Linked DNA regions of Homo sapiens: region 2 is linked to region 1. The links are chromatin loops, found by intact Hi-C in ENCODE. Cell type or tissue: GM12878. All regions are shown on one strand.

Region 1 (5,000 bases):
AATACAGCAGACAAGAAATGATCATCTGACTGAAATGAACAGGATGCATACCTCAGTGTAACTGAGAAACCGCAGAACATCATCCACATTCATGCAGACCTAAGAAGGCATTTCTAGGCTCCTCTGGGCCTTTCCCAAGCCTTCTATTTGTCTGGAGCCAGAGGGAACCAACTATGATCAAGCTGTATCAGGGTTTGTTTTGTGTGCTGAAAGTCACAAGGTTCCAAAGGGAAAGGATCTGGCAGGAGAGGAAAGAGGATAAAAATGGTTGGGGGGACCTCCTCTTTTAGCTTTGGAGCTCCCCCCCAGACTGTCTCTGTACTGGGGAGCTTCTTTCTTCTGTCTTCTCCCTTTCTCCTTGCCTATTAAACTCTCCGCTCCTTAAAACCACTCCATGTGTGTCCATGTCATATTATCTAAACCGGCATGAGGACCAAGAACCCTGGTGTTCCTCCACTCATCAGAGCCGTATCATTTTGGTGCATGGGGCGGGAAAGGAAATTCAATCATCAGACTGGTGAATATGGAGCAGATTTCAACTTTAAATCTGTCCTTTAATCTCAAGGCTCTCTTCTAGCTACCCTGTCACCAAACTTTCTCTTTCTATCTGTGGTCTCTTGCCTTCTCTCTGTGTGTCTTATGTGCAGGAATCTTTACAGTTCAGGGAAACAGTTCTGTTGGAAAAGATCGTGAATCATGGCAGGCAGTAACTCAATCAATGTCTCCCTCTCTACATTTTCTCTGGTGAGCACATGGTATTTCTAAGCTACCTAGTAGAAATCAGGCCCTAGGCCTCTTCTGGGAATGGGAAGTTTCTGCTTTTAACGGTTTGGAGTAAGATGCCTTCCAAAGCCAAGTTTGAGTCTTGATACTGTCCCACAGGCAGGAAAACAGCCATTCGGTTCTTATGTTCTGTTAAGGCATCGATTTTGTCTCCTATTAAGACAGTACTTAATTAGTAAGGGGATTTTGAGTCTGGAGGTTAACCGGAACCATTCTTCTATGGGTACATGCTTTAGCATGGGCCATAATAGCAGAATATAGAGTTCAACCTAGCACGCCCCCCTCCCTTAAAGGGGCCTTGCCCAATTACATGGTTTTTTTGAGATCCATTTTTTGGAAGGCACATAGGCCACACAAGTCTAGGAGATCGAAGGGAAATAAAAGGCAGAGAACTGATTGCTTGGGGACATGGTGACTAAGGCCCAAAACTCAGTTCCTCTGGTGCCATGGCTTGGAGCGTCATGCCTGCAGTCATGGGCAGCACATTTAAGCTGGTGCCGGGAATCCAGGAGCGACGGAGAGAAAATAGTTGGGAGGACACCCTCTACTGTTTTCATCTCCATCCTGGATCACATACTGAAAGGAAGGAGACTAAAAGGATGCTTTTATTCTCACTTCTCTTTCTAGATGGGTAACAGATCATCTTCAACATGCACTCCACTGGAGTGTATGTTGAAGCATTGGGACTCCTTTGACCTTGAAACTTTGAAGAACAGTGGCTTATTTTCTTTTGCACAAGGGTATGGCCTTTCTACTAGACCTTTGCAAGTGTTGCAAGATCAACCCAGCTCTTTTAGCAACGATATCGGACAGGCCCAGGCAAAATAGTTCCCCCAAATTAAAAAAGTAACTTTCAAGGAAATCATCTGAGGGTCTTCCTTATTTGGGGCCCCTTCAAGTTCCCTTCTTATTGCAGGACCTTAGGCAAGTAAAGGGAAACTGAGGCTGACTTTTCTGACGACCCTGAGAGGTATATAGAAGCTTTCCAAAATTTAACTCAGGTATTTGATCTCACATGGAGGGATGTTATATTGCTGCTAAGTCAAACCCTCACTGCAGCTAAAAACAGGCAACTCAGCAAGCAGAAGAAAATTCTGGAGATGAGCAGTATGTCTCCTATAGTAGGCCAGAAGGGAAAAGAGAAAATAGGGAAGGCCAAGAAATAGGGGAATCACCATTCCCAATAGGAAGAGAGGTATTACCTCTTAACAACCCTAATTGAAACTCCTTTCTATGGTGTTTTTTCCTTCTTTTGTGGTTTAAAATGGCTTCTATCTCTTGTATAATGTTCTTACAACCTGCCTGGGAAAAGTTAATTTTCCAAATCTTAAAATGCTTGGTGTAGAGTTGAGCTAGGGACGAGGGAACCCAGAAGCCTGGCCGGCAAAAGGGTAAACATTTCTTACCAGGTGGGCTTTTGGCTTCTCTCTCCCTGTGCAAACTGGTAAAAGGGATAATAAGGATCACCGTTGATGTTCTCTGTAAATGTATAATTAATGAAAAAGGATTTGTAAGGTTGGTCTTAAGCTGCAGACAATCTTGTGTACTTTGCATGTCTTTCTATATGGTTCTGTCGGAGAAAGGGTGTCTTAGGTTAGGATGCAGGCCCAGGAGCCATTAAGCCTGCTGTTCAAGCCAGCCCAAGAAAGCGGTCGCTGGAAAACTTGGCTACAGGTCTCCATCTTGTTTCATGTCTTTGGAAACATAATCTGTAACCGCGTGGCAATACTTTATTTTAGTCTCCGCCATTTTACAATCGTGGCTGTCTTCTTGTGCTAAATCAGATATGCCAGTTTGTCAATCTGGGTGGTGCCAGCTGATCCATCAAGGGCAGGGTTTACAAAATATCTTAAGCACTATCTTCAGAGCAGTTTAGGGAGGGTCAAAATCTCGTAGCCTCCAGCTGCATGGCTCTTGGGCCATAGTTTATAATCCTGTGGCTAGTTTCTTGGTCTGGTCTCCAGGTAAGAGGGAAATATATCTTGGAAAGCTGCTGTTACCATCTTTGTTTTAGACTATAGACTGTAAACCCGGCTGCTCCCAAAATTGGTTCAGTCTATGGCCAGGAATGGGCAAGAACAGCTTGGGGGCTGGAAACAAAATGGAGTTGTTTGGGTCAAATCTCTTTCACTCTCTCAGTGACAGTTTTGCATTGACAGTTTCAAAAGCTGCCTATCACGCCTTAAAAAATATCTTGTACACTTGTGGTTAAGTCATAACCTAATTAAGGCTCATTGGTTTCACCCAGAAGGGTACTTTTTGTAAAGTTCAAAAGGTGAAAATCTGAACTGCTTGGTGTGGCTAAAGTCAAGTAACAAGAGATATAAAAGGATTTTTTTAAAGAATGCACAGCTTAATTAAAAGTAGATATTCAAGTTTTAGGTATATTTTAAAGGTCTTTATGTTTTTCTTTTCTCGAATCTTGTTTTTCTAGAAAAAGGCTCTTTTCTTCTCAGTTAACTGAATTATTTTTCTCCATTTTTTGTCTTACCACTCTTAATGCATGCATAAAAGGCCCTAAAATAACTTCTGGTAGTGTGGGACTCCTGGGGAAAAACAGAGGAGGTGCCACAAACCCCGTTTTGGGGAAAAAACCCTCCGTTTTCCTCGTGAAACTCCGGGAATTAAAAGGAGATAGATCCCTTTCAAAATCAAAGGCTCTGTCCTGTTTTGCATTGTGTTATCTGCCAGTTTTGAGTTTGGGGGGGATCAGAAATACTTTGCATTATGAGAGAACTTTGGTCTGTAATAACTAGCTAAAAAATACACTGTAAGGGATGGCTAATAGTAGTTATAAATCAGAGAAGCATGCTCTTGGCCACCTGGAAGATAAGGAAGCATCCCCACTCCCTACTGGGAGATGAGACTCCCATCAGGGATGGGCTAATTACAAAATAAACCAATTGGCTTTGGGTTGCTTTGTAATGAAATGCATGGTAGAAGCACTGCACCATCTTCTCCCATAACATCTATATGGTCTTTTCATAAATTAAGCATTAAAATAAAAGCATAGCAAGGAGGTCTTAAGACACTCATCTGCCCTTTAGTAAAAGGGTTATTATAAAAGGTTTGTAAAGATTTCACCTCATGGTCAAATTAGTTAGGATTACATGGAATAATCTATAAGGTTTCATGTAAACGAATTGGGGTTAACATTAATAAACTAATACAAGGGTAAAATTTTGCTTTGAACAAAATTTTCATGTCATAGTAAAGGCTAATAAAGGTTTTTGCCTTTTGAGTCATCATTTTGGCAAAATAATTTATGGCAACCTGGAAATTGTCCTTCCTGATGCCTGGCTTTTTGGATGGTTCAAAGGGCTCCTGAAACATTCAGAAAAGAGGTAGACAGGATCATTTGACATGTTTAGTCATATGAGATTGCCAAAATGATGTCCAAACTTCTTTAAGTTATATTTTGGTGAATAATACTAATATATGTTCCAAAATTATATGGGATTTCTAAAATTCTAATATCTAAGTATATACTATCAATTATAATTAAGGGTAAAGTTATTATAAGCCACAAAGATAAATAAACTTGTCAGTCGTATTTTTAACTGGAACTATCCTGGAAATTTGTCATTTTGCAGAAAATTGTTATCTTGCTTTGTTCCTTCTCAAAAGATGGTTTATAATCAAGCTATATTAAGGACTTTAATAGGTGTTCACAAATGCAGGTTTTTAATAGCTTTAAAGATTGTAACATTGAAATAAAGAATGTATGAGACTCATAAAGAGCTGACATGTTGACAAATGTAAAGCAAAACGAAAGTTAACTGAGTGGACTACACTTAGAAAGTTAAAGGAACCTTTTTAACTTTTGCTTGGAATACTGCTGATCCTTGTTTTGATTTTCAGAGTCAAGGAAAGTTATTTTAAACTATTTATGGCCTTTAATAATTGAGTAGGGTATACTCCTGTGAACAAAATTTGGACCATGTTTATTTTTCTCTGCCTGGTTCCTCTAGAATTTGGAGACTCTCTGTGAGTACTCTTACGGCAATATAGTTGTTTGCATCAGTGCAATAAGAATCCATTTTTCTTTGTCAACAGGACACAATTGGAAAAACTGGTTACTTTACCAATGCTTTTACTGAAAGGGTGTGTTTCCCTTTAAGGAATCAAGCTTGACATGCAGAGCCAATACAAGCCCCTTGGGGAGAACTGGCCTCATATCTTGTCTACACAGTCCCCACACAGGGTTCCTAACCTGT
Region 2 (5,000 bases), 300 kb before region 1:
TGGAATGTTGAGACTCTGAGGCCTTAAATAGGAGGTTTAGATTTGGGATGTCTGACTGAAAGAGGGTTAGGATTCAGGCTGATGTGGAGATGCTCATTGAGGAGTTCAAATTCTTCTCTGAGCCCTTAAGAATCTACCCAAAGGACAGTCTTCTGATGTTCAGTCTCTTTCTCATGAAAATGATCTTAGAAGTTTAATCCTTCAAATGACCTCTTAACATGACTTCTCATACTGGTGTGAGATTAGAAAAAAAAAATTCCAGCCTGAACCATCAAGGGCTCCAAAATGAAGATTTTTTTTGAGTTTTAAAACTCTGAAAAAGTTTTTCATAAGTTATAAAAACAGAAAGGTTCTTGAGAGGAAGGGTTTGTTTTGGGTCAGTGCCAATGTGCCACAGTTGCTTTCCTTGTGTGTGTTTGTGTGTTTGTCTTTGTCTTCTGTCTGCCTGTCTGCGGGGATGATTATGGATTCTTGAACTTGGTTCTTTCTTTCCTATTGATTGGTGAAGGGAAGAAGTTAAACTTTGGATTTGGCTCTATTTCCATTGTCCATTGAATCGGGAGAGTTAGCCCATTGGTTATTCTATTGCTCTTTTGCTATGATTTTGTGGGAAAATTGTCATTTTCACTTCCCCCTTCTTCTCTCCATCCTTTCCTCTCGTTAAAACAGACATGATGCCTTTAACGAATTGCCTTGGGATAGTTTGAAGTATAAAGGGAGGAAAAAGAGATTTAGCTCTTCCTGAGACAAGCCCTGAGTAGTAAAATCAATAATTCAAGAAATCACTTGCCCTTTAAAAAACAAACAAAAAAAGACTTGTAAATAGAACAAGATTGAGAAAAACATGTCTTTAGGCAGGCTAATCTAATCACACACAGAAGGCAGCCTGTTTTCTTACTTGCTGGATCGCTTCCACTTTATATTCTCACAGGGAACAATATATTAAGTACAGTATTTAGAAATATTTGTTGAATCCTACTGTCTGATTTTGGCAAGTCCCAAGGAAAAAAAGAATATGTCTTGGACTGCTTGAGCCTTCCTGGGAGGATATTGGAGTTTTCCCAGAGAGGCTGGCTTCACACTGTGGGAAACACTGGTTTGGTAGATAACACTGTTAGAATTTATATTTCAGAGGGCATTTAGTTGTCTTCAGAGTTTTAGAGCAGCCACAGCTGATCTTCTATGTCTCAGGATCTGAAGAAACTCAAAGTATAAGCTAGGCTTTCTTTATACTGATGTAGTCATTCTCTTTTGAGGGGCACCCTAACTTGTAACTCACTGATCCTGTGTTATGGCAGCAGGCTGAGTTCACCAGCACCAAAATATCCAGTTAGTGTATCAGAAGAGAAAATGTGGGTGTCACAAATAAGAGTAGCTAAAAGATAGGACATTATAGGGTGAAAGGTCCATTGGCTGATGCCGCCTTCTCTCAGGGAATGTTAAAGTGTCAACATTTTGGCAAAATCCTAAGCTAATTTTGTTTAAATGTGATCATCACATAGCATTGACTGAGTAATTGAAATTTGTGATGGGAAATAAGGATGAAATATTTAGAAAGTATGTTATGGCCCCTTTGCTTAAGAGTATATGCTAAAATAAAAGTATCTCATTACGAGGAATGTAAGTGAAATAAATTCTTTCAGTTTAATTTTCTCAGCATGTATCTGGCATTAAGTAGTTTTTATAAATCTTATGCAAGGGCCTATCCCACAGCTCTATTCCATTGGTGGCTTAAATGTGAAGTAGGCATATCTGAAGGGTTCTTTTGCTCTGTATTATAATGTTGAGAAGTTAGTTATTGAACCTATAGCTTTTCATCTCTAGAATGGAGATAAGAGAATCATCCTCAGAGTTTAAAAAAAAAACTTTTAATTTTTAAGTAGTTTTAGATTTACAGAAATGTAGCAAAAAAAGGAAGAGTGTAGTCTTACATCCCTTGCCTGGTTCCTTTTCTTGTTACCTTATTATGTATGCTTGTCAAAAAAAATTCAACATTGGGACTTGCCTATTAAATGACTCCACAGTTTGGGTTTTTTTTTTTTTATCTTTATATTTCACTGGTTCTTCCCTAATATCCTTTTCTGTTCCAGGGTCATACTGGATACGACATTGCATTTAGTAGTCATGTCTCTTTAGATTCCTCTGAACTATGAGGGTTTTTCAGCCTTTCCTTGTTTTAATGAGCTTAACAGTTTTGAGGCGTGCTGGTCAGATATTTTGTAGAATGTCCTTCAACTGAAATTCATCTCATGATTGGACTTGGTTATGGGTTTTTTCAGAGGAAGACCACAGAGGTGAAGCACCATTCTCCACCATCATATCAAGAGTACCTATGATCACCATGACGTATCACTATAGATGTTGATCTTGATAACCTGGCTGAGGTCATGGTGCCAAGTCTCTTCACTGCAAATTTGCCTTCCCCCGACTTTTTCCCATACTGCACTCTTTGGAATGAAATTACTAAGCACATGTCATAGGGTTATTTTAAGGTTTAAGTGAGATGATGAAGCTTGTGGTATAAAACCCAGTGCTTTAGAAAACACTCATGAATGTCAGTTGCTACTGTAGTTGCTGCCTTTACACTAGTCCCTTTCAATACATGAAAGCTAGTATTCTTTAGAGCTGCTTTCTCATAATTATACAGTTCTCAGCCATTTGCTGATATTGATCAGAAAGTAAAAATAACAAAAAAGAGTGCTCACACACCTTTCAAACGAGATGCCTGTATACAAAGTCACTCTAGGATGGAAGGATACGAATTCTCTCAAAGTTTACCATGGAGAGACTCTACTAAACTGGGATTATCAGCCTCTGGTCCTGTTTCATGTGATGGAGTCAGTCATTGATGACAGAGCTGGTGGGTTCTGGTTGGTCTTGGGCATGAGAGGGAGAAAGAAAGTTTAATTTAGGAGCTGAGCCTGAAAAATTGGTGAGGTTTTTTTTTTTCTTCCTCTGGTGATAGCTTTTGGGTAGAATTTTGAGTTCTTACTGGAATAAACGATCTTCAGCACTTCTCTGTGAAATGAAGGGCTTGTTCTGGGACCTGAAATGCTTCAAACCCTGTGCAGTTGTTGCCAGAGTGGCTGTCTGAGCCTGGATAATAGAGCCTGGAGTCCTATGTAACCATGTCTGTTGGAATAAATAAGAACAGCTGGTCGCTTGTACAGATACTGTTGGCATGAATTTTTTATTTAAGTCTCTCCATGTATCTAGTAAACAGTAAGCAGTATTCTAACATTACTAAAAGCCTCCTAAGTCTCCCACCAATAAATTTCCTTCACTCTTCCCCATTAAAAGTTCAGGGAGTAGGGCAAGGTTAATGTACCAGAGAAGGAATGGTAGGGAAGTATTTCTGAGCTGGAGAAAATAAGGTTCTTCTTCTGTGTCTCTTTTCCCATTTGACCTTCTAGTTTCTCTCTCAGATAACACATTTTTTTTTTTGGACTATTTCTTGGGAAAGCAAGATTTATACGATATTCTTTTGCTGTTTCTTATGTATAAGAGAGACTTATTCGTGTTAAAATGGAATACTCTGTCCCTGAGCGCTTAATGGGAAAAAAAATTTGCATTTGTGTTAAGGGGTAGGTGAGTGGTAAAATATTCTTTTGGTTTCTTTTAAATGTCTAGCAAGGAAACTCTTCCATGTATCTTTATGAATTTTTGTCTCAGAAAGCTTACTAGAGACTAAACACTCCTTCACTGTCCTATAGAGAACCAGAGATGTACTTAAAGAACATAGATGATGTCACGCATTCATTTTTTCTGTTTTTTTTTTTTCTTTCTTTTTGTTTTTGTTTTGAGACAGAGTCTTGCTCTGTCACCCAGGCTGGAGTGCAGTGGCACGATCTCAGCTCACCGCAACCTCTGCCTCCTGGGTTCAAGCGATTCTCCTGCCTCTGCCTCCCAAGTAGCTGGGACTACAGGTGTGTGACACCATGCCCAGCTAATTTTTGTATTTTTAGTAGAGACAAGGTTTTGCCAGGCTGGTCTCAAACTCCTGGCCTCAAGTGATCCGCCGGCCTTGGCCTCCCAGAGTGCTGGGATTATAGGCCTGAGCCACCACACCCAGCCTGTTGTTATCGTTGTTTTTAAAAGCAGAAAGAAATTTCCAGCTTAACCTGCCATATTAACCCTGGGGTGCTAAGAAGTGAGACCTATCAGAGACAATTGGCCCCATTGCTCTGTTATTTCTTTCGTCAAGGAGACATTGAGTTCCCTGCACTGGGTGCTAGGAATGTAAGTAAGAAGAAGATGGGATCTGTGTACCTTAGGAATCAAATGATAGTCTTTATGTGCTCTGGTACAGGTCTGTGTGTGTGTGTGTGTGTGTGTGTGTGTTTCTTTCAAGCCTTTGTGAGACTCCTATGGCAATTAGGAAGGCTCACAGATATTCTGATGGCCTTCCTTGGGCACACTCAGCACAGTTGTACTTTCTTGCCTCCTTTAAGTCTAGGCATGACTATGAAAGTGGCTTGCCATGAAATGTGGCAGAAGTCACATGTGTCACTTCCCAGATGAAGCTTTAAGAGTTGCCATGTGATTTGCTTCATCCCCTTCCCCTTACATTGGTTGAAGCACAGGCCACGAGAGAGCCTACACAGTCTGGTCATGTGATGAGGGGCTATGATGGAAAGACCTCCCGACCGAGGTTGAACATGTCATGTAAGCAAGAATTAAGCTTCAGTTACTACAAGTCATGGGGATTTAGGTAGAGGTGGTGTGTTCCTGCAGCATTATCCAGCCTGTCCTAAGTAATGCAGTCAGCATTCTTATCTCTTTAGAGTTATAGGAATTAAGGCCTCAATGTTGGGCTGTGGAGGGGATGTTCACAGTTGTGATGGTGGCAGCAGTGGTGGAAAATCTGTACATGTGGTAGTTATTGATGCACAAAAATTGGGCATCAGTTTTTAGAGGTGTGACCTACATTTCAGTATCGTTGTTAAATATCTGTAGGGAGATTACATCCCTTCTGACACTGTATGTCTAATTGTCAGTGA

Evidence for each region. Hi-C counts contacts between places; a loop is a spot of excess contacts. Peaks named below come from ENCODE experiments on the same cell type or tissue, not always from the same donor. Only the 100,000 strongest peaks of a DNase experiment are listed, where the experiment ranks them.
Region 2: it touches region 1 in a loop (2.2-fold over the local background); 1 of 110 quality-filtered maps calls a loop at or near these places.

The regions. Positions count from the first base shown.
Region 1 is chr6:22,370,159-22,375,158 of GRCh38, forward strand. It overlaps a transcript of LOC105374971 not described here. Among named protein-coding and RNA genes, the nearest start is that of PRL, 76 kb to the left of the region's middle. In GM12878, no CTCF peak of the experiment used is centred here; a DNase peak (open chromatin) is centred at 2,983; H3K27ac peaks cover 1,465 bases.
Region 2 is chr6:22,066,319-22,071,318 of GRCh38, forward strand. All of the region lies in intron 8 of CASC15 (cancer susceptibility 15), which reads left to right. Among named protein-coding and RNA genes, the nearest start is that of NBAT1, 78 kb to the right of the region's middle. In GM12878, no CTCF peak of the experiment used is centred here; a DNase peak (open chromatin) is centred at 2,413; H3K27ac peaks cover 1,353 bases.